Linked DNA regions of Homo sapiens: regions 1 and 2 are each linked to region 3. A link is a contact called in ENCODE Hi-C or POLR2A ChIA-PET data. All regions are on one chromosome and are shown on one strand. The core of a region is the stretch at or near the end of the contact, and the rest is flanking DNA. Distances in the headings are between cores, read along the strand shown. Region 1 has its middle 64 kb from the start of WDR26. Region 2 overlaps CNIH3 (cornichon family AMPA receptor auxiliary protein 3). Region 3 holds the start of FBXO28 (F-box protein 28).

Region 1 (3,165 bases), core at 67-2,566, 380 kb after region 3:
AACAAAATGTGGTATATCCATACAATGGAATATTATGCAGCCATAAAAAGGAATGAAGTACTATTATATGCTACAACATGGATGACTCTTGAAAACATGCAGTGAAAGAAGCCAGTCACAAAAAAACTACATTTTATGATTCCATTAATATGAAATGTTCAAATAGGCAAATCTATAGAGACAGAAAGTAGAGGAGTGGTTGTCAGGGAGAGAGGCATAGGGAGGAATTGGGAGTGACTGCTAATAGGTACAAGATTTCTTCCTGGGGTGATGAAAATGTTCTAGAATTAGCTAGTGGTGATGTTTGCACAACATAGTGAATATACTAAAAACCACTGAACTGTATACTTTAACAAATGATAGATTTTATGTTTACTTTAAAAAATGATAGATTTTATGTTATGTGAATGATATGTTGATTTTTAAAGTCTAGGAATTAATCAATTATACTGTGATGGAATATGATATTTTAAGTCAGAAATTTACTTGTGGCATCATCTTCACTGTTCATCTGTAGAATCAGGAGAAGTGATGTTTCCTAGGTTGCTGTGAAGATTAGATAAGATAATGCATATGACAGACTTAGCTGCAAGAATATGGGTTGGGAACCCTTTGTTGTTATAGATGCATTTCTAAAGCAACTTTTTTTATGTGTTGCTGTTTGTTGGAGCCCTCCAGGAGGATCTTGGCACTGAGAGAAATCCCTAAACTAGAGTCATGGCTGAAGAGTGCTGAACACTTCCTGCACTGCTGGCTGTATGGTGGTCAGATGCTCCTGACTATGACCCTGCAGTGAAGCCCGGATCTGGGCAAAACTGAGAAGTAGTTGACACTTGCATCTCTTTCCTGACTGTCTTTTCTGGCCTGGTAGTCTTTTGGGTTATAATTCAGCATCTCTTCCATCTGCATGTCTCAAGTGATTAGTATTTTCCAAAGTGAGCTCATCACATTAATCATATTAGGGTATGAGCAGCCCTTTTAAGCTGTATTTGTATCTTACAGGAAGACCAGAAAAGCTCAGAAGGAGGAAGAATCTTCAGGCACTGTGCAAAGGGAGGGCAGGGAGAGGGGGAAGTTATTCTGCAGCAGCAGTGCCTTCCTGGGCATCCTGAAACCACCCTGATTCAGGGCCCATCTGGCCTCCTCATCTCAAGGCCAGTCTTGCTTGGCCTGTGCTCACTGCTGCCACTGCAATGCCATCTGGAAGAGAAAATCAGGACAATGGCTTCAGTTTCTTGCTCTCTTAGGATTAGGCTAACATGGAGGCCCCAGCAGCCCCAGCAAAAGCAGCAGTGATGGTGGTGGCGGTAGGGGTGTCATTAGCAACACTAATGAATCACTGCTGGGCCCGGTTCTCTTCTCTGACTCAGCTTGAAACTTCTTTCAGTTAACAGGAAGCCAGTAACCAGTAAAGTCAAAAGCTTATATGCAACTCTCTGGATTGGAAACCACTGGGGTGTTTTTTAAGCTTCTATTTCTAAAATAAGAAGGGAAACCAATGGACAGAAGCTTCCCTGTCTTCTTTGATGCAGATAAACTATGTTGGTAGAGGGTGATTGTGAGCTGGGGCCCTTGTTTCTTATGAAACTAAAAAATTCTACATGAGTTTACAAAAACAGGAAGCTGGCAGTGAAAGCTATTGGAATTATGTAAATGAAACAGTCAGTTTGGAATGCAGGTGGGAGTGTGCCTGTGGGAAAGAATGGAGAATGCATCAGAACACGGGCAGCCAGGTTACCATGCGCTGCTTCAGCACAGGGGAAGATGCGGGGGGCAAGGAACCTTCACTGCCCTGGCGTCATCAGCCCAGTGCTGCAACAGTGCAGCAGAAAGGGCAGCGGGGAAAGGCGACAGGAAGAGGAATCAAGACACTTACATTGCTCTAGGAGAGATTCGCATTTTTTTGTGGATCTGAGGATGGGAGCTCTGGGAGCTCTGGAGCCTCTTCCTGTCCGCAGGCACTGCAAAGCTTTAGCACACCAGTAGCTCCCCAGAGGGCTGGGAACCCATGCCAGGACTGGCACCCGCTCCGGGAAGGGGTGCTGGGAGTGCCATGATTTAGATCAGTGATTCACAAACTTTTGGTAGTGAAGACACTCCGTTAAAGCTTATTGTTTTGGGGTTGTATCCTACTCCCCGCCTTTTAAAAATGTTAGTTAAAAATTTAAATTAAAATGGACTTTGTTTTAAAATTAAAAATTTCCTGTTGTTTGAAGCTTCTATGACAACTGGGTAGCCTTCTGAGGTATTGTAATACAGTATTAGGATTTGGACTCTCTGCTGTATACACTAAGCTCTTAAGGGTGAAGGGCAGGCCATTGGTTCTGATAAGAAGAGAGGTTGCCATAGGTATCTCTGCTTTCTTACTCTTCCCCACTCCAGGCCATGTGGACATCTGGAGATATTTGATAAAATGTCCTTTACCAGCCGAGACTCATGACTAATCAATCGTTGTTTTTGTTGGTTTGCTTCTAATCCCTCTCCCTTCCAGTCTATCTTTCATCCTGCCATCAATTTCCTAAAACAGATTTGATGTGCCACCTCCCTCCTCAACAGTTTTCAATGGGATTTCCTACTGCCTGCATAAAGTCTAATGCCTTAGAATGGGGCAAGGAAAGCCTTTCATGATTTAACCCTCTAATACCTTTCTAGTTTCAATTTTTTATAACTCTCTATTTCGGGTCATTTTTTGAACATCAAGAAACTGAAAAGCATAGCTCAACTGCCTTATACAATACACGCCGTTATTTGCTTCTGGGACAAAAGAAGTCTAGAGTCAGCTGACTGGGCACTGTGGCTCACACCTGTAATCCCAGCACTTTGGGAGGCTGAGGCAGGAGGATCGCTTGAGGCCAGGAGTTCAAGACCAGCCTGGGCAACATAGCGACATCCTATCTCTACCAAAAAAAAAAAAAGAAAAAAGAAAAGAAAAAGAAATCTAGTGTCAGAGTGGGGCTTTGGGTAAGGCTCAACAATTCCCCAAGGATCTAATTCCTTTCTTTCTTTTTTCTTTTTTCTTTTTGAGACAGGATCTTACTGTGTCTCCTAGGCTGAAGTGTAGTGGCACAATCATGGCTCACTGTAGCCTTGACCTCCTGGGCTCAAGTGATCCTCCCACCTCAGCCTCCTTAGTAGCTGGGACTACAGGCCTGCACCATCAAGCCT
Region 2 (3,430 bases), core at 914-3,413, 510 kb after region 3:
TGGGGTTGACAATAAATAGCCTGTTTTTTTATGACCCTGCCTTGGCCTACTCAGATGAGGGTACTGCACTCACTGCCAGGTCTTACTTGGTCTCCACTTTCTGTTCTACTTGTGATGCCCCTGTCCGTTCTGGCATCTCACTTTCAGGTGGGATGTCCGCAGCTCCAGCCTGCTCCATCCCCCTTTTATCTCCTCCCTCCGTCACTGTCCATTGCCCCACAGCTGAAGTGGAAGGAAGCTCCATGAGAGCAGGGACGTTTTCTACTTTACCATTGTTTCTCCAGAGCCCAGAACAGTGCCTGACACATAGAGAGTGTTTGGTATAAATACTCATAGGACAAATTCTTGTTTCCTTCTGGCTTGACGCATTTCCAGTTGACATAGTGATATGTTTTGGCTATGTTCACACCCAAATCTCATCTTGAATTGTAGCTCTCATAATCTCCACGTGTTGTGGGAAGGATCTGGTGGGAGGTAATTGAATCGTGGGGGATGGGGTTTTTTTTGTGCTGTTCTCATGATAGTGAATAAGTCTCATGAGATCTGATGGTTTTATAAAGGGCAGTTCTCCTGCACATGCTCTCTTGCTTGCCGCCATGTAAGACATGCCTTTGCTCCTCCTTCACCTTCTGCCATGATCATGAGGCCTCCTCACAGCCATGCTGAACTGTGAGTCCATTAAACTTCTTTTCTTTGTAAATTACCCAGTCTCAGGTATGTCTTTATTAGCAGTGGGAGAACAGACTAACAGTAACTCGTTTCTGATTTGGCTTCTGGCTGCTTCTTAAGGACTACTTTCTGGGTAGTTTGGACAATGTGCATTTTCCCCCATGCCTTGGCACTTTGAAACTTTGGAAGCTAATTATTGCAAAGAAGACTGGCCATTGCCATGGGGTATAGGGCCCTTCTTGATGATAGTGGAGCTGGTTCTCTTTCAGAGGAGCAGATTGGGGAGAAGCACTGGCTATCCCTGGAGAGAACACCTTCTGGAAAATGTAATGTCTGGATTGATGCATGGCACCTTATCATTGTTTGCGTTGCTTGCCGCTTTATCCTTGTTTGCATTGCAATAACTCTCCCTGAAAAAGAAAGCTTACGTCATCATTGTATTTCCACTGCAGTCATGTTAGAGAGGAGAGGAGAGAAGTGTGCAGAATTCACAGGTCACCTAAAACAATCAGGAACCAGCCCCAATCCCAACTGTTTGGTGAGGTTTCAAGGCCTCACTGGGGTTGGATGTTAGAGACACTAAAGTAACTTGTCTTTGACTTTTGAGTTACTGAACAAACATTAAAGGCAGTGAATGTTGTGAGGCTCTTGCCAGGCAATTGGAGCTCTTGCCTATACTGGCCCTGAAGCTGTGCCCAGGCCCTTGCCTCACTCTAGCCCCTCTGGCTACCTGGTGCTTTTCCCTTCTGTATATCCACATGGCTCTGCGCTTTGCCCTCTGGACTTGTTTTCTGCTGTGGACCTCTCTCCCAGTAAGTCTGCAAACAGGTTCCTCTGGGGCCTTATTCTTCAGTAGCTGTGCTATCTGGATGGTGCCTTTGCCACCATCATCTGACTCACTCCTATGGGCCCCTCCACTGGGCACCACTGAGGACTTGGCTCCTGGTCACTGTCCTGTCCTTGCTGTCCTGCAAGGTGCTGGGTGCTGTTGGTTATCTGACCTCCCCTCTAGTGACCACTTCCATCTTTGTGGTCCCTGAGCCCCCTGACCTGCCCTGGACCTGCCTCTGCAGTGAGCTCCCTGTTCTCTACTCCCGCACTCTGCTGCCCCAGGGGCTCTTGGCCCTCCTTTGACTGTGGCTTTTCCTTCTTCTCTCAATGCATCGCTCCTCTAGGATTTACTTCCTCCTCTGTGTCATTACCCCTCATCATCCACCACTTAGCTCCTGCTGCTGCTCTCCACTGCTGCGTCCTCTGTTTCCTGTCGCTCCTGTAGTGGATGCCTCAGTCTCCCAGGAGTCTACTCTCTTCCCTCTCTTCTCTCACCCCAGGTACCCGGGAGCTGCTGGGTCCCAGGCGGATGCACGGTTTGACCTTAGCTGGCCTCAGTATTGCCTTCTAACTCATCAGCTGGATGTGAGTCAGTTCCTTCAGCTTCCACAACACTGTTGTAGATTGTTGTCATTTTCTCAGAGCCCCCTGAAGCTCCCAAAACTGTCCCCCACCCCTGACTGCCTCTGAGCAGATGACTTTAATTCCAGCTCCTGGAGAAGATAGAGATGATCAGACAGGGATGCCTCAGGATCCTGCCCCTCCCCAGAATTCTGATTAATGATTTATTTTTCCTTCTCAGACTCAGAAGCAGCAGAGTCTGTCCCTCATCTGAGGCCACTTCCTCCCCTCCTAGTTATCTGTGGACATTGCTCCATCACTTTTCCCCACCTGTCTGTGTCTTCAGCCACTGCCCTTCGCAGGTCCACCCGTCCCCACCCCCTGGCAGATTCAAAGGCTGTGGTGCCTCTGAGCTGCAGACAAGCCTTTGGTCCCCAGGCCCTCTAAATGCTGCTCAACCTCTCTTCCCTTGCAGAGTGGTTTTGTCTCACCACATCCTGCCTGCCGTCACCTCTTTGGATTCTGACATCAGACACTCAGAAACCACGGAGACTAATAAAACAAAGCCCTCTGCATCCACCACTCAGAATTGGCAAGTGTCAGCATTTTGCTATTTGTGTATCTTATCTCTTTTCCAAAGACACTTGTTTCCTTTCTGGCCACCTGACTTGTGCCCCCGCCCCTTCTCAGCTCAGCACTTGATGAGGACATCAGTGGTCTGTGGCAATCTCTGGGCACCATTTAGTGCTTATCTTGGCCTCTCCGTGGCTTTGAGACTGCTGTCCGTGTCTTCTTTGCAACTGCTTTCAAATGTTGTTTTTCTGGGGCCCTGTTTCTCCTCCATCTCCCCTGTGGGTTCTTCTTTCTGTACCTTCCTCTCCATGTTGGTAGTTTCCTGGCCTCCCAGACCTGTCCCCCGACACTGACCTGTGTGTCCATGGGGCCACCTGCCCCATGCCCCACAGTTGGATCCCAGCCGAGCTTGTCTTCATGCCCTCCTCACTCCTCACAGCCCCAGTGGGTTTAGTCTTCACCCAGAGACCCTCTCTACCCCATCTGCTCCTTCTGTAGTCACCAGCCATGTCTGTCCCCTCCCTTCCATGCTTCCCATCCCTGCCTTGGTTCAGGCCCCCATTTGCTGTTTCTCAGAGCATCGTGGTCCCTTCCAAGCTGGCCTCCTTGGTTATCATCTCCCCTGGACTAAACCACCCCACTCATGGCTACCAAGAGTGATCTAATACCTGAAAGGATCCTTCCATGTTATTCCCAGACTAAAGCTTTTTCTGGTTTCTCTCGCTTTCAAAGTTTAGAGGGCTGGGAGGACCAGGTCCCGGTTAACTGTTTAGCCACATTTTGCATTTTCTGTGTT
Region 3 (3,061 bases), core at 10-2,509:
TTTTCAGGGTATTATATTAATAGGCATATGATATTGGCTCCTCCTATAACTGTGGCGTTAGTCTTGATCATTTGGTTATGATGGTGTCCACCAAATTTCTCTATTGTAAACTTTTTTTTTTTTTCTCGCTCTGTTGCCCAGGCTGGAGTGCAGTGGCAGGCTGACGGTTCGCTGCAGCCTCGAACTCGTGTGGCTCAAGCAATCCTCCCATCTCAGCCTCACGAGTAGCTAGGACCATAGGACCTAGCCACCACATTTGGCTAATTTTTTGTATTTTTTGTAGAGATGGGGTTTCTCCACGTTGCCCAGGCTGGTCTCCAACTTCTGGGCTAAAGTGATTCTCCCGCTTCAGCCTTCCAAAGTGCTGGATTACAGGCGTGAGTCAACACGCCCAGCCTTGTAAACTATTTCTTTTCATCTTTGTAAATAATACATAATTTATGGGGAGTTATTTTGAGACTATGGAAATATCATGTTCCTCATCACGTTTACCTCCTAGTTTTAGTACCTTTTGATGATTCTTGCCTAAATCAGTTATTAGAATACAATTCATATATGATAAAATTCATTAAAGTATATAGTAATTCAGTGGTTTTTGTATATTCATACGGTTGTGTAACCATCACCGCTAATTCCAGAGCATTTTTATCACCCCGAAAATGAAACCCTTCACCCATTAGCACTCATTTCCCCATTTCCCCCAGCCTCTGGCGACCACTAATCTACTTTTTATCTCTATGGATTTGCCTATTTAAGACATCCTATATAAATGCAATCATACAATATGTGGTCCTTTGTGTCTAACTTATTTCACTTAATATGTTCTCACGGTTCATTCATGTTGTAGTTCTTATTGATATTTCATACCTTTTTATTTGCCTAAATCAATCATTTCTATGATTCCTAAAAAATGGTGCTAGTCTAACTACATTATTTCCATCTACACTTACTAGGCAACATCTTTATCATCCATTGTCAGGAAGCCCTTTAAGAAAACTGCACAGTGAAGTTCATTTTAATAAATAGGGTTTCCTTGCTCTCAAGTAGTTACTAATCTTAGACAAAAGGGTCTAGGATGACCACCTTTCTTGAGGTTTACATGATCTTCCCTGACTTCCACTTGAAAGGCACCCTGTGAGTCTCTCTCCGCCTGTTATCCCACAGGCTCCTCCCCACTCCTCCAGGTACCCCTTCCCCGGCGGCTGCAGGAGGAGGAAGTGACGCACCGGAAGTGTCCCTGTTCCCCTTGCTGTGGGGGTAAGGAATCAAGCCCCCAAGATGGCGGCAGCGGCGGAGGAGCGGATGGCAGAGGAAGGAGGCGGCGGCCAAGGCGACGGCGGTTCCTCTTTGGCCTCCGGCTCTACCCAGCGACAGCCTCCACCGCCCGCGCCACAGCACCCGCAGCCGGGGTCCCAGGCGCTCCCAGCCCCCGCGCTGGCTCCGGACCAGCTGCCTCAAAACAACACGCTTGTGGCGCTGCCCATCGTAGCCATCGAGAACATCCTCAGCTTTATGTCCTACGACGAAATTAGCCAGCTCCGCCTGGTGAGGCCCCCGCAGAACTCCTGCCTCCCTCTCCCCCCGGCCGAGGTCTGGGAGATGAGAAGGGAGCGCGTTCCCCGGGAAGGGAGCCCCCCGCGAGCCCCAGCCGGCTACAGATCTGGGAGGGAGCCGCTCCCGTCCCGAACTCTCCCTTGGCGTCAGTCAGCAGGAGTGGGCTGGTTCCCGATTGCGTCCTAGCTGCGGAGCTGGGGTTACTTCCTGAGGGGACTTCGCCTTGGGGGCTCCTTGCCCCCCGCCCGGAAGCGGGCCCTCTACGGGAGGGGTAGCGGAGTTGGTCTTCCCACCTTCCGCCTGGCCCGAGAGTAGACCCGGAGAGGTCATGTCGCCTGCCTTTTGTATGCCGCTTCCAGCCCCCGGCCTGGGTTTGGGGAGAAAACTCAGAAGTAGGCAGATGATCCCAGCCAGGTTTGGTTTATCTTGCAAGAATAACGAATTGTTCCCCACCCCAACCACCCAAGTTTTCTTGTTCGAGAAGATTGAGTAGACTAAGGTGGCTCAGTGACCCCAAACCCAGGTAGAGGTTCCGAAGAATTCGAACGTGTTTACTTAGCGTTAGCCCCAGCGCCCTAATTGACCACTAAAGTAGAGCCTTGGGAAATGACCATTCCTGCTTTGCCTCATCCTAACGCTTCCCACCGTAGAGAAGCAACTTACCCCTTGACGGGTTTTTTCTCTTTTGCAATTTATTTTTAACTAGTGATTTACGCCCACCCACCTGCTTTAGGAGAGGTTTCTTTATACCTTAAAATCACAATAGGTCAGTCCATGATTTTTAAAAATAATGAATTTGCCATTGGGGTTTTACTTCACTCCAGAGGTTTGAAGATGTGGTGATTGTTAGTTCAGTTAGATATTTTGCTGCCTTTCAATGAAATTATCTTTAAGTGGTAAAGAAATTGAAGGAGGTGGACATTTTGAAGTGATTGCAAACCGATTCCATGGAGAAGCTAAATCTGTGCTGGGAATTGTTTTTAAGAGGACAAAGATATTTCTGAATGTGCTGTGTATAACATCTTCTTATTACTCAATATGCTATATTGTAGGCATACACCTCCACTTTCAAGTGGATTATAATTACATTTTTAAAGGAAATCATAACATTTTTAAAAGAGAACTTATAAATATTAATTCAAACTGATGGCCAATTTTTTTTCTAGTCAACACAGCAGTTCAACCATGCCAGTCTGCAGGATGGAAAATTTCTTCAGCTGAAAATAGATATTTCACAATTGATTGCCTCTGAATTTCCAAAACGTTTTCATTCTAGAATTTCATGTAGAATCTTAAATATTCCTTCAGATTTTTACAAACAGTGGCGTTTAATCAAAATTCGCGCTGTACATATACAGTGTTTGGAAAATTGGGCATATAACATTTGATTGAATTGAACCATTCAACCAGACAATGGCTTTGTAAATCTTGGAATATTCACAGTTCTGTTTTGTAAGTGTTGAGAAAAACTGAGTTTTATTTGTTTGTTGATCATTTTACTATTTTA

The links. Hi-C counts contacts between places; a loop is a spot of excess contacts on that map. ChIA-PET counts read pairs that join two places held with the same protein, here RNA polymerase II (POLR2A). Pooled maps may share reads with other maps.
Region 1: a loop to region 3 is called in a map of K562, with 4 times the contacts of the local background. The contact joins the enhancer-like site here to the promoter of FBXO28 in region 3. A Hi-C loop is called at or near these places in 1 of 168 maps with a recorded cell type or tissue (K562), 4 of 37 single-sample maps with no recorded cell type and 16 of 50 pooled maps. POLR2A ChIA-PET finds 5 or more read pairs at or near these places in 2 of 52 experiments (Caco-2 and activated CD4-positive, alpha-beta T cell).
Region 2: a loop to region 3 is called in a map of naive thymus-derived CD4-positive, alpha-beta T cell, with 11 times the contacts of the local background. The contact joins the enhancer-like site here to the promoter of FBXO28 in region 3. A Hi-C loop is called at or near these places in 1 of 168 maps with a recorded cell type or tissue (naive thymus-derived CD4-positive, alpha-beta T cell) and 7 of 50 pooled maps. POLR2A ChIA-PET finds 5 or more read pairs at or near these places in 2 of 52 experiments (BJ and activated CD4-positive, alpha-beta T cell).

What each region holds. Positions count from the first base shown.
Region 1 is chr1:224,497,000-224,500,164 of GRCh38, forward strand. It overlaps a transcript of CNIH3 not described here. Among named protein-coding and RNA genes, the nearest start is that of WDR26, 64 kb to the left of the region's middle. RefSeq lists enhancers at 806-1,335, 1,061-1,260, 1,336-1,867. Within about 2 kb of position 1,317, at least 30 of the 41 ENCODE cell types and tissues checked have a DNase peak (open chromatin) inside an H3K27ac peak, as active enhancers do.
Region 2 is chr1:224,621,413-224,624,842 of GRCh38, forward strand. All of the region lies in intron 1 of CNIH3 (cornichon family AMPA receptor auxiliary protein 3), which reads left to right. Among named protein-coding and RNA genes, the nearest start is that of CNIH3, 6.8 kb to the left of the region's middle. RefSeq lists a silencer at 1,450-1,613. Within about 2 kb of position 2,164, at least 5 of the 41 ENCODE cell types and tissues checked have a DNase peak (open chromatin) inside an H3K27ac peak, as active enhancers do.
Region 3 is chr1:224,112,852-224,115,912 of GRCh38, forward strand. It overlaps FBXO28 (F-box protein 28), which reads left to right and starts at 1,260. Exons shown (of 5, transcript NM_015176.4): 1 at 1,260-1,545. The coding sequence starts at 1,279. LOC105373056 (a long non-coding RNA gene) reads right to left here and starts at 1,189. Exons shown (of 3, transcript XR_007066897.1): 1 at 1,084-1,189. RefSeq lists enhancers at 903-1,032, 1,053-1,112, 1,253-1,322.